2 separate regions of the Homo sapiens genome follow, and region 1 is linked to region 2. A link is a loop called in an ENCODE intact Hi-C map of the cell type or tissue named here. Cell type or tissue: OCI-LY7. All regions are shown on one strand. Each heading gives the region's core, and the rest is flanking DNA. Links, peaks and the distances in the headings are about the cores only.

The links. Hi-C counts contacts between places; a loop is a spot of excess contacts. Peaks named below come from ENCODE experiments on the same cell type or tissue, not always from the same donor. Only the 100,000 strongest peaks of a DNase experiment are listed, where the experiment ranks them.
Region 1: it touches region 2 in a loop (7-fold over the local background); 2 of 110 quality-filtered maps call a loop at or near these places.

The regions. Positions count from the first base shown.
Region 1 is chr1:42,952,887-42,955,798 of GRCh38, forward strand. All of the region lies in intron 1 of SLC2A1 (solute carrier family 2 member 1), which reads right to left. Among named protein-coding and RNA genes, the nearest start is that of SLC2A1, 4.5 kb to the right of the region's middle. RefSeq lists enhancers at 1-6, 240-1,184, 2,536-2,825. In OCI-LY7, for the core only: a CTCF peak has its summit at 1,126; a DNase peak (open chromatin) is centred at 1,066; H3K4me3 peaks cover 2,119 bases; H3K27ac peaks cover 2,275 bases.
Region 2 is chr1:43,652,104-43,655,015 of GRCh38, forward strand. KDM4A (lysine demethylase 4A) reads left to right here. Exons shown (of 22, transcript NM_014663.3): 2 at 1,034-1,210. The coding sequence starts at 1,073. Among named protein-coding and RNA genes, the nearest start is that of KDM4A, 3.4 kb to the left of the region's middle. In OCI-LY7, for the core only: a CTCF peak has its summit at 1,488; a DNase peak (open chromatin) is centred at 1,458.

The DNA.
Region 1 (2,912 bases), core at 114-2,613, 700 kb before region 2:
CAATCTGTGCTGCTCAGCACTCCCCAAGCCTGCTGCACAGACCACATGCTCCCCTGGAGCCTCAGTGCCGCTGACCCAGACAGCTAGCTCTCATCCCCAGTACAGCTGAGGACACAAGCTCCAACAAGAAGTGTGGCTGGCCTAAGGTCCAATGGTAGAGCTGTTTCTGATGGAGCCGTTTCCTCCCCACTCCCAAATGCCAGGGCAGGGGGAGATAAACTGGGCTAGGAGACATAGGCAGACTTCCTGTCCAGCAGAGGCCTCAGTAGCCAAAGGCTCCATCAGCTGAGGCCTGGCAAGAGCTCTCTCCCATTCCAGGGTGCAGAAGCCTCAGGGAGGCAAGTCAGTGTGGTCACAAAGAGAGGAGATGCTGTCTTCTTTCTGCCCAGGTTCAAGGCCTGGGAGCCCTGCTCAGTTACTGCAAAACCCTAATGTTTATGCATCAGCTACTGCCAGGCCTGGTGGCTGGAAGACAGAGCCTCAGGCTCCAGTCCACCCCTCCCGTGGAGAGAGGTAACAATTGGAGGCTTGTTAGGGTAGCCAGGGCTGGGCCTGCAGGCCTGGACACAGCCTCTCTGAGCCCATGAATCTGGTCAGGAGGCCTCCCAGCCTCCGCCATCATGGGGACGTCGGTTACCAGACTGCAGACTGAGTGAGCGGCTTTATCACCTTTATGCCCAGGAGTGAGGTGGGGGAAGGGGTGAGGTTGCAGGCCCCAAGCCAACACTGCACACTTTCCTCTTTGTTCCAGGCCTCCCCAGCTTTGCCAGTCTTGGGGAAGCAGGGAGCTGGATGGCTGTACCCTTGGTACTTGAGCAGAGCTCTGGGCCGACACCCCGTGACCAGGAGGCACTGGGCAAAGCTGAGCTCCTTGAAGTCACAAGCTGATTACGGGGGATTTGAGGCTGGCCCAGCTCCGGGGCAAATAGGGTCGAATCCCTGGATGGCTCGGTACTAGACAAGGATCATCTTGGGGCTGTTTACATCATTTGTACACCCAGACTGGCCTTACAAAGGGTCTTTCCACTTAAAATAGCCACTTCTCTAATTTAGGGCACGGGGCCAGTCTCACCACATCCACTGGGGGTAGCCAAGTCTCTATTTACTGAGAAGGAAACCAAGGCTCCAAGGAAAGCCACTTCTTCAAGGTCAGAGTTTAGTGGGAACATCTAGTGTTTTGTTTCCATTCACAGTAGAGTTTCAGTTGTCAAGTTACGTCTAATCCAACTTTCAGGCTCCTATGGCATGGCAAGTCCTGTGTCTGGGGATTCCTGCTCATTTGGGGTGGGTGGAGGATGGCACAGACAGGCATGTGGAGAAGAAAGCATCTTTAAAAAAAAAACACAGCTAGGCCAGGCGCGGTGGCTCACACCTGTAATCCCAGCACTTTGGGAGGCCGAGGTGGGCGGATCACCTGAGGTCTGGAGTTCGAGACCAGCTTGACCAACATGAAGAAACCCCATCTCTACTAAAAAAAAATACAAAAAAATTAGCCGGGCATGGTGGCACATGCCTGTAATCCCAGCTACTCGGGAGGCTGAGGCAGGAGAACCACTAGAACCTGGGAGGCGAAGGTTGTGGTGAGCTGAGATTGTGTCATGGCACTCCAGCCTGGGCAACAAGAGCGAAACTCCGTCTCAAAAATCAAAACAAAACACAGCTCCATAGAACGCCTCAAATCTTTTGTGATAGCCTTATCTCGGACAAATCTCTTCCCTTCTCTGGACTCAATTTCCCCATTTGTCAAATGGAGGGCTGGGCCATGGCTGGAAGGCCCCTCCTGCTCTGGGTTCCTTCCACCCTCTAATGTCATCCTGGAAAGGCTGGCAGCATGTCTTGGGGTGGGAGGCTCAGTGTGTGATCTTGGCAAAGTCATTTTTTATTGGACCATGAGGTCACTGTAACTTGTATCACAGGGCAGTTGTGAGGACCCTTGGAGTTAATGGACATGAATGTCCCTTTCAAACTATCCCAAGGGTGACCCAAATTCAGAAAGGTAGGCAGGAAGCCTAAGGCAAAAAAGCAAAGCAAAGAAGCCCAAAGCAGCGCAGGGCACTCACATGAGCTGACCCTCCCTGGCCTGGCACTCTCACCCATGTGCCATGCCTACTCACTTCCCAACAAGCCCCTACTAGGAAGAATGGGTTAGTGGGAGCTTTAATGATTTACCTGACTTAATACCCATGGGCCAGCATCCTGACTCCCCAAAAGCTCATACTGCCAGAATGCCAGCTTTTGGATAAAGGCCAAGGCCCAGGTACAAGTCACCCACAGCCCAGGTAAGGCATCATGGGAGTCCAAGGAAGCAAGAAATATTTATGGAGCATCTATGGGGACAGAGACGTACATTCTTTTCTGAATTCCTAGACACTGTAATGATGAAAACTGGGCAACTAAGCTAAGCTGGGATTCAAAACCACATATGCAAACATCTATGTTTGGCCGGGTGCGGTAGCTCACGCCTGTAATCCCAACACTTTGGGAGGCTGAAGTGGGCGGATCACCTGAGCTCAAGAGTTCGAGACCAGCCTGGGCAACATGGCGAAACCCTGTCTCTACCAAAAATACAAAAATTTAGCTGGGCACGGTGACGCATGTCTGTGGTTCCAGCTACTCAAGAGGCTGAGGTGACAGAATCGCTTGAGCCTGGGAGGTAGAGGTTGCAGTAAGCCAAGATACTTGCCTGGGTGACAGAGTGAGACCTCGTCTCAAAAAAAGACAAAAAACAAAAAACTATGCTGTCTGCACCACAAAGGGGCTGAGAAAGCCTGCAGATTTCTGATTTTTCCTTTTCTGGAAGGTAGAGACTGGCCAGAAAAGTGATGAGTGATGGGCATAGGCAAGGCTAGTTACAAGTTCTTCACGAAGGGTGGGGTGAGACATCTGGGGCAGGGCTCACCCTTGCGTGCTGC
Region 2 (2,912 bases), core at 257-2,756:
TATCTGGTTTAGCTGTGCCCTAGGGAGGAGCCTTGGCCTCCCAAAGTGCTGGGATTACAAGGCGTAAGCCACCGCACCCAGCCATGGGTGGCTTTCAAGTTGTAGTGTATTCTGTTTAATACTCTGAAAAGTGATTAGCAAGGTGTTAATAAGGGAGTAGCTTGAAAGGATAAGGGTAAAATATGGGCATTTTAGCTGTACTATTAGGACCAACAACTAAATAATTAGTTTCCTTTTTTTAGCTGAAACAATTTTCTTTTTTTTTTCTTTCAAGAACAATCCTATTGCAGTAACAATGTCTCTGTTGAAATAAGGTTTGAATCCATGCAGTTTTGATACATCAGGTTCTTTTTAAACAGAACCTTTTCGATCTGTATTTCTAGTTTATTTAAATAACTTTTTGTTGTTTATTTAAAAAAAATTTTTTTTGAGACAGGGTCTCACTATGTTGCCCAGGCTGGTCTCAAACTCCTTAACTCAAGCGATCTGCCCACCTCAGTCTCCCAAAGTGCTGGGATTACAGGCTTGAGCCACCACACCCCCACCCTAAATTACTTTTCTTTCTTTCTTTCTTTCTTTTTTTTTTTTTTTTTTTGAGACGGAGTTTCGCTCTTGTTGCCCAGTCTGGAGTGCGATGGCGCAATCTTGGCTCACTGCAACCTTTAGCCTCCCGGGTTCAAGTGATTCTCCTGCCTCAGCCTCCCGAGTAGCTAGGATTGCAGGTGCCCGCCACCATGCCCAGCTAATTTTTTGTATTTTTAGTAGAGACAGGGTTTCACTGTGTTGGCCAGGCTGGTCTCAAACTTATGACCTCAGGCGATGCACCCGCTTTGGCCTCCCAAAGTGCTGGGATTACAGGCGTGAGCCACCGTGCCCGGCCCCTAAATAACTTTTCTAGAGGTAGATTCCAGGTGTGAAGTCTTAACTGTGTCTTTTGAATTTCTATATTATCTTTTACTGTTTTCAGAGTTGATGTTTCCAGCACTTAATTTTAATTTTTATATTATTTTATACTCTTAATGTGTTTCTTCAGATTCCTGTCTGACTAAAGGGACCTCAAAAAGGAGGGAAAATGGCTTCTGAGTCTGAAACTCTGAATCCCAGTGCTAGGATAATGACCTTTTATCCAACTATGGAAGAGTTCCGAAACTTCAGTAGATACATTGCCTACATTGAATCCCAAGGAGCTCATCGGGCAGGGCTAGCCAAGGTAAGGAGCTGGGATTGTTCAAATGGTTTTGTTACCTAGGGCAGAGCAGTAAGATTTTTTTCCTACATTTGGGCCGGAACTGTGTTTTACTGAAAGTTGGGTGGGGTGATGACTTTAGTGAATGCGGTTCTATTTGCAAGTTAATTCCCGTTGTTAACATCAGAAGCATCTCTGCTTTTAGGTAGGAAGAGAGCTACTTGGAATCTTCAGAAAGGGGGAGGTAAAGAGCTAGTGTCTCCAGGCCTGGCTGCTGTTGTGCCTCAGCCCTCTTGGTGGAGCTGGGTGCTGTGGTGTTATTGAACTGCCAGTGAGTGCTTATGCCATCTGACTTCTCTTGCTCTCATTTCAGTCTCATCCAGCACTCTAGTAGCAATTTGGCTTCCCATGTGGACTTTCTTCAAGGGGAGAGAATGCACTGGCCAGCCAACATGAGTATTCTGGTCCTTGTAATTTGAAATTGGTTTCTGGTTTGTACTTCTTTCTCCTGTGAGTTGGATTCGTTATTTTTCCTGAGTCAAATCAGCTTTTCATATATTCTGTCACAATCAGGTTGAGTGCTGGAAGCTGAAAGAACTGCATTTCTGGAGAGATCCTCAGGAAACTGAGAGGCAGGGACCTCAGTCTAAGCCAGGAGGAAATTTTTTACACCATTTTATGTTGTTTGAATTCCCTACCATATGTGCTTGTTACATTTTCAATATGAAAAGAGAAAGCAAGAACATTGGCTACAAAGCTGAGGACCAGTCTTGGACCCTGGTGCCTCCAGAGACTTGAGACGACCACATCCTCTTTCTTATCTGCAGATACGGCTACTGCTGGGTTAATAACAGCAGGCGGGAATAGCAGGGCCTGCAGTGCAGTTTTTCATAGCACATTGCTTTTTTTGGTTGTACTTTATTAGATTTAAAGTTACCAAAAAAATGTCGGTTATTACAAGTTAAATATTTCAAACGCAGATAAAGAAAAGGCTGATCTTCATCCACCTTCTCCAGTGCCGTCTCCTTAAGTGGTATTAGCTCCCTCCACACCTTTTTCTCTGCTCATACAAACATACACACATATAAAATAGTGTTATTTGTTTTGTTTTTAAAAGAGAATGGCATCATGCCATATACATTCCTGTGTTGGTTCGTTCATTCTTTTTTCTTTTTTTTTTTCTTTTTTCCTTTTTAACAACATATATTCCTCCCTCTAGGTCAATTATGGATTCAACTCATTCTTCTTTTTTCTCATGTCGACTGTCTTGTTAATTTATTACTATTGGAATGGGTAATTTGATTATGTGAGTAAAAACAGAATGCTATTGGAAGGTAGCTAATGTAGAGTCTTGCTCCCTTTCCGTATTTTCTTATATGTCCTTTCAGTGTTGCCTTATGCAGATGCTTGTGAGTGTGTGTGTGTGTGTGTGTGTGTGTGTGTGTGTGTGTTGTTTTCTCCCTTGTTACATAAAGTAAAACAATACTCTCTAATTAAAAAAAAAAAAGCTGTATAGTATTCCATAAAGCAGATCTATCTTACTTAACTATTCAAGATTAGATTTTTTTTGTTTTTTTTTGAGATGGAGTTTCGCTCTTGTTACCCCAGCTGGAGTGCAATGGCGCAATCTTGGCTCACTGCAACCTCTGCCTCCGGGTTCAAGCGATTCTCCTGCATCAGCCCCCCAAATAGCCGGGATTATAGTTGAGTGCCACCACACCAGGCT